Linked DNA regions of Homo sapiens: region 2 is linked to region 1. Evidence: read pairs that join two places in POLR2A ChIA-PET (ENCODE). Cell type or tissue: MCF 10A. All regions are shown on one strand.

Region 1 (5,000 bases):
TGACATAATTCAGTGGGGCTGTGGGGCTTGATAGAATTAATAGAGATAGTCTCCTAAGTAGAATTGTGGCCATCTGTGTTGAGAGGAAGGAAGAAGTGCAGGTTTTGCCAAGAGTGACTCTTGGCCCCCTGTCCGTGGCTGTGTCAAGGCCAGGAAAAATGTCTTGTTATTAGCAGCAGTCTTCAGTAAGAAGAAGGCCTGGAGATCCTTTGGGATGTTCTCTTTTGAAACACACTGGTATAACGGGAATGAATGAGAATTAGCAAATTTTATTATTTTGAGAAAGATGGTTTAACAATTTGGATAGTTATTTGCCTAAGTATTCTGAATATCTTTGTAGCTCTTTACAGAGCTTTCACATTCATTATCTTATTTGATATGATTTCCTAGTGATTTACACATAAAATGTGAAATTGGTACCTTTAAACCCCAATTTCAGATAATGTGAAAACTTAATTTATATGTCCTTTTAATACTTGTACCATGTCATATGATTTTTTGCTCAGAATCCTCAAAAATCCCTCTCTCTCACTTAAGGTAAAAGTCGAAATCCTTACAGTGGCCTCTACAGTCCTCTGCATTTTGGTTCCCTGTTATTTCTCCTCCATGATGTAACCTTCACTCATAGTATTCTAATTTAGTAGTTCTCTATTTGCTGTTTCTTGAGCATGCCAAGTGTGATTCCATTTTAGGACCTTTGTACTCTTTGGTCTTCTGGAACTGTTCTTTCCTCAAATGCTCCCTTGCTTTCTTCAGGATTCTGCTTAACTGTTACCGTATCAGGGGACCTTTCCTGATCTATATCAATAGCCGTGTGTCTCCCCAGCATTCCCTACTTTATTTTATTTCTGTAGCATCCATCACCATCTGACATATATATTAGTTGATTTATTCCATGTCTTGTCTGTCTCCCTCCATTAGAAATTCAGGTTCCTTGAGAATAGAGATTGTGTTTATTTTGTTCACTGGTGTATACCCAGAGAGAGAAAAGTATCTGGCTGTAAATCAGTATTTTGGGTTGAATTAATGAATGAGGCAAGTTGAGGCAGTTGGTTTCAGAGGTTGTAAGATTTGTTTAACTTCTCATTCTTGGTGATAGAATGGGAGACTAGAACTTTCTGATTCTTACCTCATTGCTCTTAACATTGCAGCACACAGCCACTCAAACAATGTTTGTGGTTGGCTGTGTACTTAGTTTAAATATCATTGGTTTATTTGTGTATCAGAGAACATTAACCTATGTTGTTTTTTTTTCTTCCAATGTAGATGCCAGAAGAAGAAGCTTTCTGTGTATTTGTTAAATTAATGCAAGATTATAGACTTCGTGAACTTTTTAAACCAAGTATGGCAGAATTGGGCCTTTGTATGTACCAGTTTGAATGTATGATACAGGTAAAAGTGCAGTGTTGATAAAAAGGCATATTGCCTTTATATTTTTTATATCTTGTTCTGAGTGCCAACTAAGCAAATTTAATGTTAAAAGCATTAAAGCACTTGAAGAAGTAAGTGTTTTAATTACATGATTGTTTTTTGGTTGGTTAATGTACAATTTGACCCTTCAAATTAGGTAGATCACAGTCTAGGACTTGACTCCAGTTTTCATATTCAATCCTTAAGCATTTCTGCCAAATGTACTATACACCCCTTACCTAAGCACATGAATTTCCTTATTATATCCTATTATTGTTACGTAGTCTAAGCTCTCTTACAGGAGCTTTATGATATTACACTGACATCAGTCCATTTACTTGGAGACTGTCTCTTTGAGTCCTCTCCTCTGCCTTTTTACTTTTATTTTATTTTTATTTTTTGCTAGCCCGTAATTTTTTTTCCTGTAATGTTTTCTTATGTTGCTAGTTTAAGACTCAAGTTATCTAGTGACTGTATGAAGGTGGAGAGAATAGGAGCAGAATCAAAATCAAGGGAAAAATACCTTTGAAGTATTTTACCTTTCTGGATTTAATTTTTATATTTTATATATTTAAGTTTGCTATAATGTAAATATTTTCATTTATTTCAATTTCAATTTCAATTAAATGAGCAGAATTTAAGAAAATAGGTGAATGAATCAGCTGGCATGAGAGCCATTTTTATTAGTTTCCTCTCTCCTGGCAGCCTTATAAACTCCAGTTTTTCCCATCTGTGGTGGGAGCAAGGGGATATGTAAAATGTTCTTATATTTTATTTTTTATTTATTCATTTATTTATTTTTGAGATGGAGTCTCGCTCTGTGGCCCAGGCTGGAGTGCAGTGGCGTGGTGTCGGCTCACTGCAAGCTCCGCCTCCTGGGTTCATGCCATTCTCCTGCCTCAGTCTCCCAAGTAGCTGGGACTACAGGTGCCTGCCACCACGCCCAGCTAATTTTTTGTATTTTTTTAGTAGAGATGGGGTTTCACCATGTTAGCCAGGATGGTCTCGATCTCCTGACCTCATGAACCGCCCGCCTTGGCCTTCCAAAGTGCTGGGATCACAGGCGTGAGCCACCGCTGTGCCTGGCTAATTTTTTAATTGACATACAATAGTTGTACATTATGGGGTACATATTTTTTGTTTTTATATATTTTAAAGAAAAAGCCAGAATAGGTTTTGAGATGATTTTTTTTTTTTTCCTGAGACAGAGTCTATCTAGCTCTGTTGTCCAGGCTGAAGTACAATGACACAATCACAGTTCACTGCCGCCTTGACCTCCTGGGTTCAAGCCATCCTCCTCCCTCAGCCTCCTGGATAGCTGAAACTACAGGTGTATACCACTGCACCTGAATAGTTTTTTATCTATTTTGATTTTTTATTTTTTAATTTTTGTAGAGACAGGGTTTCACTCTGTTGTCCAGGTTGGTGTTGAACTCCTGAGCTCAAGTGATCTTCCTATCTCAGCCTCCCAAAGTGCTGGGATTACAGGCATGAGCCACTGTGCCTGGACTTGAGATGATTCTTAATTAATTCTTTTCTGAAATAGTAAGCTTGTTTTTAGCAGCCTTAAACTCTCTTAATGTTATATTTTCAATTAATGTGTCATTTATGGCTGGACGCAGTGGCCCATGTTTGTAATCCCAGCACTTTAGGAGGCTGAGGTGGACAGGTCACTTGAGCCCAGGAGTTTGAGACCAGCCTGGGCAACATGGCAAAACCTTGCCTCTACTAAAAATAAAAAAAATTGGCTGGGCATGGTGGTGTGCACCTGTAGTACCAGCTGCCTGGGAGGCTGAGATGGGAGGATTGCTTGAGCTTGGGAGGCAGAGGTTGCAGTGAGCCAAGATCACACCACTGTACCCTAGCCTGGGTGACAGAGTGAGACCCCATCTCAAAAAAAAAAAAAAGTCTCATTTATGTTTTGAATTACTAGAGTTGCTGAAACATCTGTATTTTGAATATTTTTCCTATTCTTTAGGAAGGTAAGAATGGGTGATCAGTGGTAGATAGTGCCTGAAAGTATTTTAACATACCATTTATTTTCTTTTTAAACGTCTTTTTAAAATATTATAGTTGATAGAAGAGTATAGAAAATGTCAGTCACTCTTGTATCCACCAACAGGATTAAACAAATATAAAACTTTTATTCAGTTTCTTTTTATTAATAAATTAAATGTTATACTCAAAATTCCAACTTCACATTCTTTCCCCCTTCTTTCTTTCCTAGATACTAGCCACTGTCCCAGATGTTTCAATGTCTATGTCTTACCTTTTCCATATGATGCTTGATCTAATCTGTGTTTGGTATAGGCTAATCTAGTATAAATATAATCTAATTTAAAATACTCAGTTTTACTGTGTTATAACTAATTATTTTCTTCTCTTTAGGAGCATCTTCCAGAGCTCTTTGTACATTTTCAATCTCAGAGTTTTCATACCTCAATGTATGCATCATCCTGGTTTCTGACTATCTTTCTTACAACTTTTCCACTACCAATTGCAACAAGGATATTTGATATCTTTATGTCTGAGGTAAGCTAATGGGCAGACAAAGAGCAGGAGCTGAGCAAAGGGGTCACTGAGTTAGTGAGAGCAGGGCAATGAGGAGAGCAATGAAGGAAAGCCATGTGTCCCATGCAAAACTGCTTACATGGATAATCTCATTTAAACCTTATAATAACCCTATCAGGTAGATACTGTTTTTATTGCATTTGTTAGATGATAGATGAGGAAGTTGAGACTTAGAGAAAGGTTAAGTAGCTTGTCTATGGACACACAATACATAAGTGGTGTTGTAACCAGGATTCAAACATAGGCAGTTTGGAGCCTACACTGTTAATCATACCTCTTTATCACCTCCTAACTCATACAGTGAAAGTTAGTGAGAGGTAAAATTTGTCTTACAGTTAATATTGTTGAAATGCATCTGTCATCCAAAGAGTAAGAAGTAATAAGCATGTTTCTTCTATGAACACATTGCAGGTTGTTGTCCTTTTGTCAGTAGCACATAGAGGTAATCCTTTGTTTTCTAGTCTGTGAACTCAATGTTGTTATTAATTACATCTTGGGAAAATCAATTTGTATTACCTATCTAAATTAGTTCAGATCACAGTTGGTCAGCTGTGATTCATGTACCAATCAGATGGACAGATTTTTGTGCGAAATCCATTCTTCCACACCTGTTTTTTATAAAGTTTTCCTAGAACACAACCCTGCCCATTTATTTATATGTCGTGTATGTCTGCTTTAGGGTTGTAGTGGCAGAACTGAGTAATTTTGACAGACAATATAGCCCACCAAACCTAAAATACTTGCTTTCTGACTCTTGACAGAAAATGTTTGCCAGCCCCTAGTTTAGATCCCTAAATGTTTACCTTAGTATTATTTCAAATGACTCGTTTTTGTTGATGGAAGAGTAACATAAATTTGGATTTATTTAATTTGTTTCCTCAGGGTTTAGAAATAGTGTTTCGTGTAGGATTAGCACTTCTTCAGATGAATCAGGCAGAACTGATGCAACTTGACATGGAAGGGATGTTACAGGTAAGTTCATAATTTATTTTCTTTTTTTTTTTTTGAGACAGAGTTTA
Region 2 (5,000 bases), 170 kb after region 1:
GTGTTTTTAGTAAAGACAGCATTTCACCACTTTGGCCAGGCTGGTCTTGAACTCCTGACTTCAAGTGATCCACCTGCCTCCACCTCCCAAACTGCTGGGATTACAAGCATGAGCCACCGCACCTGGCCCTAAATACATTCTTGAAACACACATAGCCTCAAACTTTTCTCAAGCGGTTTTGCTATTAGAGCGTTATGGCCATAGGAAAAAAACACTGAACATCTTAATCAGTAGACTTCATCTTGGGGGACAGTCAGAGTTACAGAATAATTAAAAATTAAGTGGAAAATTAAGAGAGTTACCGTATGCCCCTTCAACACCTTCTGCCTTTCTCCTGTAATTGACATCCTGCAGTAGCTTAATACATAAGTTACAATTGATGAGCCAACATTGACACATTATTATTAACTGAAGTCCATAGTTTACATTAGGGTTCATTCTTTGTGTTGTACATTCTATATGTTTTGACAAGTGTATAATGACATGTATCCACCATTACAGTAGAATACAAAATGGTTGCACTGCCTAACAATCCCCTGTGTTCCACCTGTTCATCCCTCTTCTCCTTCCTGAACTCCTGCAACCACTGCTTACTGTCTCCATAATTTTTCCTTTTCCAGAATGTCATGTAGTCATAATCATACACTATCTGGCCTTTTTCAGATAAGCTTCTTTTGCTTTGCAATATGCATTTAAGGTTCCTCCATGTCACTCCCCCTAACCCAAACACCCTCATACACTAATATTAAACTGCTTAACAGCTCTTCATTAAACTGCTTAACAGCTCTTCAGACCTACCATGCTCTCTTGCCTCCATATTTTAAGCACATGCTTTCTGTATCTAATTAGGCTTTTCAGATGTGACACCATGTGATAATTTCTAGCTAGAAAGAATAATTGGTGGCTGGGCACGGCGGCTTATGCCTGTAATCCCTACACTTTGGGAGGCTGAGGTGGAAGGATCACCTGAGCCCAGGAGTTCAAGACCAGCCTGGGCAACATATCAAGACCTCATCTCTACAAATAATTTAAAAATTAGCTGGGCGTGGTGGCACATGTCTGTGATCTCAGCTGCTCAGAAGGCTGAGGCAGAAGGCTCACTTGAGCCAGGGAGGTGGAGGCTGCAGTGAGCTGTGATAGTGCCACTGCACTCCAACCTGGATGACACAGGGAGACCCCATCTCAAAAAAAAACAAAAACAATAATAGGTACAGATTCCATTGTTCTAGAAGCCAGAACCCTACTCAAAGTCTTGGAAAGGGCCTGCCCTTAAGAAACATATATTTCATTTGTATGTTTGTGTGTGTATACGTTTATATTAAAGCTCCTGGGTTTCCATAGAGATAATCTTCTGAGACCTATCTAAAACTGGGTTGGTATGGATATCTGGTCTAAGAAAAAAGTAAAAATAAATAAAATGGGAACATAATTACAGCAAAACTTTCCTACTGTTCTAATGAGAGCCTGGGTCCGAAAGAAGCAGTAAACTGATGGTATAATAATAGTACCAGCGTCCGATGAGCTAATCATGAAGAATGTTTTTTAAAATGTTGGCAGTGGTACCTAATCATTTTTATTCCACAAATTTCAAACAAATTATTATAAGAATATTCCAAAAGTCAACCTAAAATTACTAACCTAGTCAACAAACATCAAGATACATTAGTGGGATTTTATCAAAATAGCATTGTTGGCCGGGTGCAGTGGCTCACCCCTGTAATCCCAGCACTTTGGGAGGCCAAGACAGGTGAATCACTTGAGTCCAGAAGTTCAAGGCCAGCCTAGCCAATATGGCAAAACCCCATCTTTACTAAAAATACAAAAATTAGCCAAGTATGGTGACGTAGGCCTGTAATCCCAGCTACTCGGGAGGCTGAGCAGGAGAATTGCCTGAACCCAGGAGGCAGAGGTTGGAGTCAGCCAAGATTGTGCCACTGCACTCCAGCCTGGGCAACAGATTGAGACTCTGTCTCAAAAAAAAAAAAAAAAAAAAGGCATTGTCATTGGCACTGATTCTGAACTGACTCATATCTTATTATAACAAAATGTCCCTTGCAACCTACCACACACGCACACCCCGATGTATGTGTCTCTCCTATGGCTGTTGAGTTGTATTAAAAAATACTTAATCTGGCTGGGCGCCAGTGATTCCTGCGTGTAATCCCAGCACTTTGGGAGACCAAGGCGGGCAGATCACTTGAGATCAGGAGTTCGAGAGCAGCCTGGCCTACATGGTGAAACCCTGTCTCTACCAAAAATACAAAAATTAGCTGGGTGTGGTGGTGGGCACCTATAATCCCAGCTACTGAGGAGGCTGAGGCAGGAGAATTGCTTGAGTCTGGGAGGCAGAGAGCTTACAGTAAACTGAGATCACGCCACTGCACTCCAGCCTGGAACACAGTGAGACTTTGTCTAAAAAAAAAAAAAAAAAAGTAGTTAATCTATCAGTGTCTGTAAACTAAGACTATATTCCTAAGGGTAGACATGTTATTCCTTAAAGAATATGGCTTGTCACCTGGATATGAAGCTGATCCTTGGAATAAAACTTGAAGATTGACACTTAGTAGGAAGAAGAAAAGAAAAGGTTCTGATGCTGTTTCACCCAAACACACATGTTCTCTCAAGTGTAGACTGTGATTGTTGAGATGTCTAAAATTGGGTGGTGCGCTTCAGTGATGAATCCCACAAAACACCTTAATGGGCCTAGACTTGAAACTAGATGGTGAAGGTGTCTGTAAACCCCAAAGAATAGGTCATATCTTAAAGGTAATATTTACTAGCCTCATGTTTATTTTCATTTTGATTTTTCCCTGCTCTGGTTGGTTGTGTGGCCACATTTAGGCCAGAGTATTTTAAAAATATGACAGTGGACAGTGTGAAAATGGAAGTGATAAATTAACAAGGAATCTTTACATCTAAATTTATTTACCCTTATCAGATTTTCTTAACATGGTCTAATATAGTCAATTCCCAAATCCAGTTCCTTTAGAGCAGTGTATGGACCACCGTCTTCAGAATCACCTGGAGTACTTGTTTAAAATACAAACTCCTGGGCCTGTCCTGCTGAATTCATATGTTCAAGAGTAGGGCTCAAGAATCTTTTTTTTTTTTTTTTAAATAATAAACCCAGGCAGTTTCTTTTTTTTTTTTCTTTTATTTTTTTTTAGATGGAGTCTTGCTCTGTCACCCAGGCTGGAGTGCAGTGGCGCTATCTCGGCTCACTGCAACCTCCACCTCCCAAGTTCAAGCAATCCTGCTGCCTCAGCCTCCCAAGTAGCTGGGACTAAGCTGGGACTACAGGCATGCACCACTACACCCAGCTAATTTTTATATTTTTAGTAGAGTCAGGGTTTCACCATGTTGGCCAGGCTGGTCTCGAACTTCTGACCTCAAGTGATCCACCAGCCTCGGCCTCCCAAAGTGCTGGGATTACAAGCGTAAGTCACCATGTCCAGTCACCCAAGCAGTAATTATACATACCAAATTACTGGTGTAGAGAATTAGCAAGTCAGAAGGGTACTCTTAACATCTCTAATATTCTCACAGAAGTAAGGACTCCAGAGCAGCTCGCTGAGTTGAATAGCCAGTGAGAATGTCTCTCTGGTAGTTGTGACTCTTTGCTGATGTTATTTGGAAGATAGCAAATCTAATGAATACCTAAAATACATTATTTTTAAATGTTACAGAAACTAGAAGACATTCATTAGAAAGAAACAAAGATTGTAACATAAACTTGTTTTTACTTACTTTATATACCCGTATTTGAAGATAAAATAATCTGAAGGACTGAATTTGATTATGTAATATATTTTTTAAAAAATATATTAATAAATTTTTTAAAATGTTGAAATATAACTATTTCAACAGGCCAAGGTTGTTATTTAAAAATCCTTTTTCATTTGCTTCCAATTAAATAGTCCATGGTTGCCAGGGTGAGGGTGAAGGGGGGATGTTAACATGGAAACAAAGTGCATATTTTAATGATTGTTAGAGCTAGGTGATGACAACATGGGGGTTCACTAAATTATTCACTGTATTTTTAAAAAAATATTCCATAATAAAAAGTTAAAGGCCAGGCACCGTGGCTCACATCTATAATTTCAGCACTCTGGGAGTCTGAGGCAGGAGGATTGCTTGAGGCCAGGAGTTCAAGACCAGCCTAGGGAGCATAGACCTTGCTTCTACAAAAAAAGTTAGTCACAGGCTAAGTTCAGTGGCTCATGACGGTAATCCCACCACCTTGGAAGGCTGAGGTGAGGGAATTGCTTGAGGCTAGTAGTTAAAGACCAGCCTGGGCAACCGAGTGAAACCTCATCTCTACAGAAATAAAATAAATACTAGTTAGTGTGGTGGAGTGTTCCTGTATTCCTAGCTACTCAGGAGCCTGAGGCAGGAGGATCACTTGAGCCCAGGAGTTCAAAGATGCGGTGAGCTGTGATTGTGTCCTTGCACTCTAGCCTAGGTGACAGTGGGAGACCCTGTCTCATAAATGAATGAATGAATGTTTTAAACTTTTTACTTACCTAACTGACAAAAATGAAAAAGCAAAAAAGTGATGCAAAGTTGTAGGGAAACCAGAACTTTACAGTGTTGTTGAGGGTGTAAATTCTTTTTTTTTTTTTTTTTTTTGGAGATGGAGTCTTGCTCTGTCACCCAGGCTGGAGTGCTGTGGCGTGATCTCGGCTAGTGAACCCCCGCCTCCCAGGTTCAAGCAGTTCTGCCTCAGCCTCCCGCGTAGCTGGGATTACAGGTGCCTGCCACCACACCCGGCTGATTTTTGTATTTTTAGTAGAGATGGGGTTTCACCATGTTGGCCAGGCTGGTCTCAAGCTCCTGACCTTGTGATCCTTCTGCCTTGGCCTCCCAAAGTGCTGAGATTACAGGCACGAGCCACCACGCCTGGCAAAGGTATAAATTCTTAGCCACCTTTCTGGAGGACAGCTTAAACATAGAAATCAAAGTTCTGTGTTCAAAGTTCAGTGTTAAAACTCATGCTGTAT

What was found. Peaks named below come from ENCODE experiments on the same cell type or tissue, not always from the same donor. Only the 100,000 strongest peaks of a DNase experiment are listed, where the experiment ranks them.
Region 2: POLR2A ChIA-PET joins it to region 1 with 5 read pairs; 2 of 35 experiments call an interaction of 5 or more read pairs at or near these places.

The regions. Positions count from the first base shown.
Region 1 is chr1:92,694,252-92,699,251 of GRCh38, reverse strand. EVI5 (ecotropic viral integration site 5) reads left to right here. Exons shown (of 20, transcript NM_001350197.2): 6 at 1,267-1,392; 7 at 3,799-3,942; 8 at 4,864-4,953. Among named protein-coding and RNA genes, the nearest start is that of EVI5, 88 kb to the left of the region's middle. In MCF 10A, no CTCF peak of the experiment used is centred here; no DNase peak of the experiment used is centred here.
Region 2 is chr1:92,522,261-92,527,260 of GRCh38, reverse strand. The region is part of intron 19 of EVI5 (ecotropic viral integration site 5); the gene reads left to right. Among named protein-coding and RNA genes, the nearest start is that of GFI1, 38 kb to the right of the region's middle. In MCF 10A, no CTCF peak of the experiment used is centred here; a DNase peak (open chromatin) is centred at 2,110.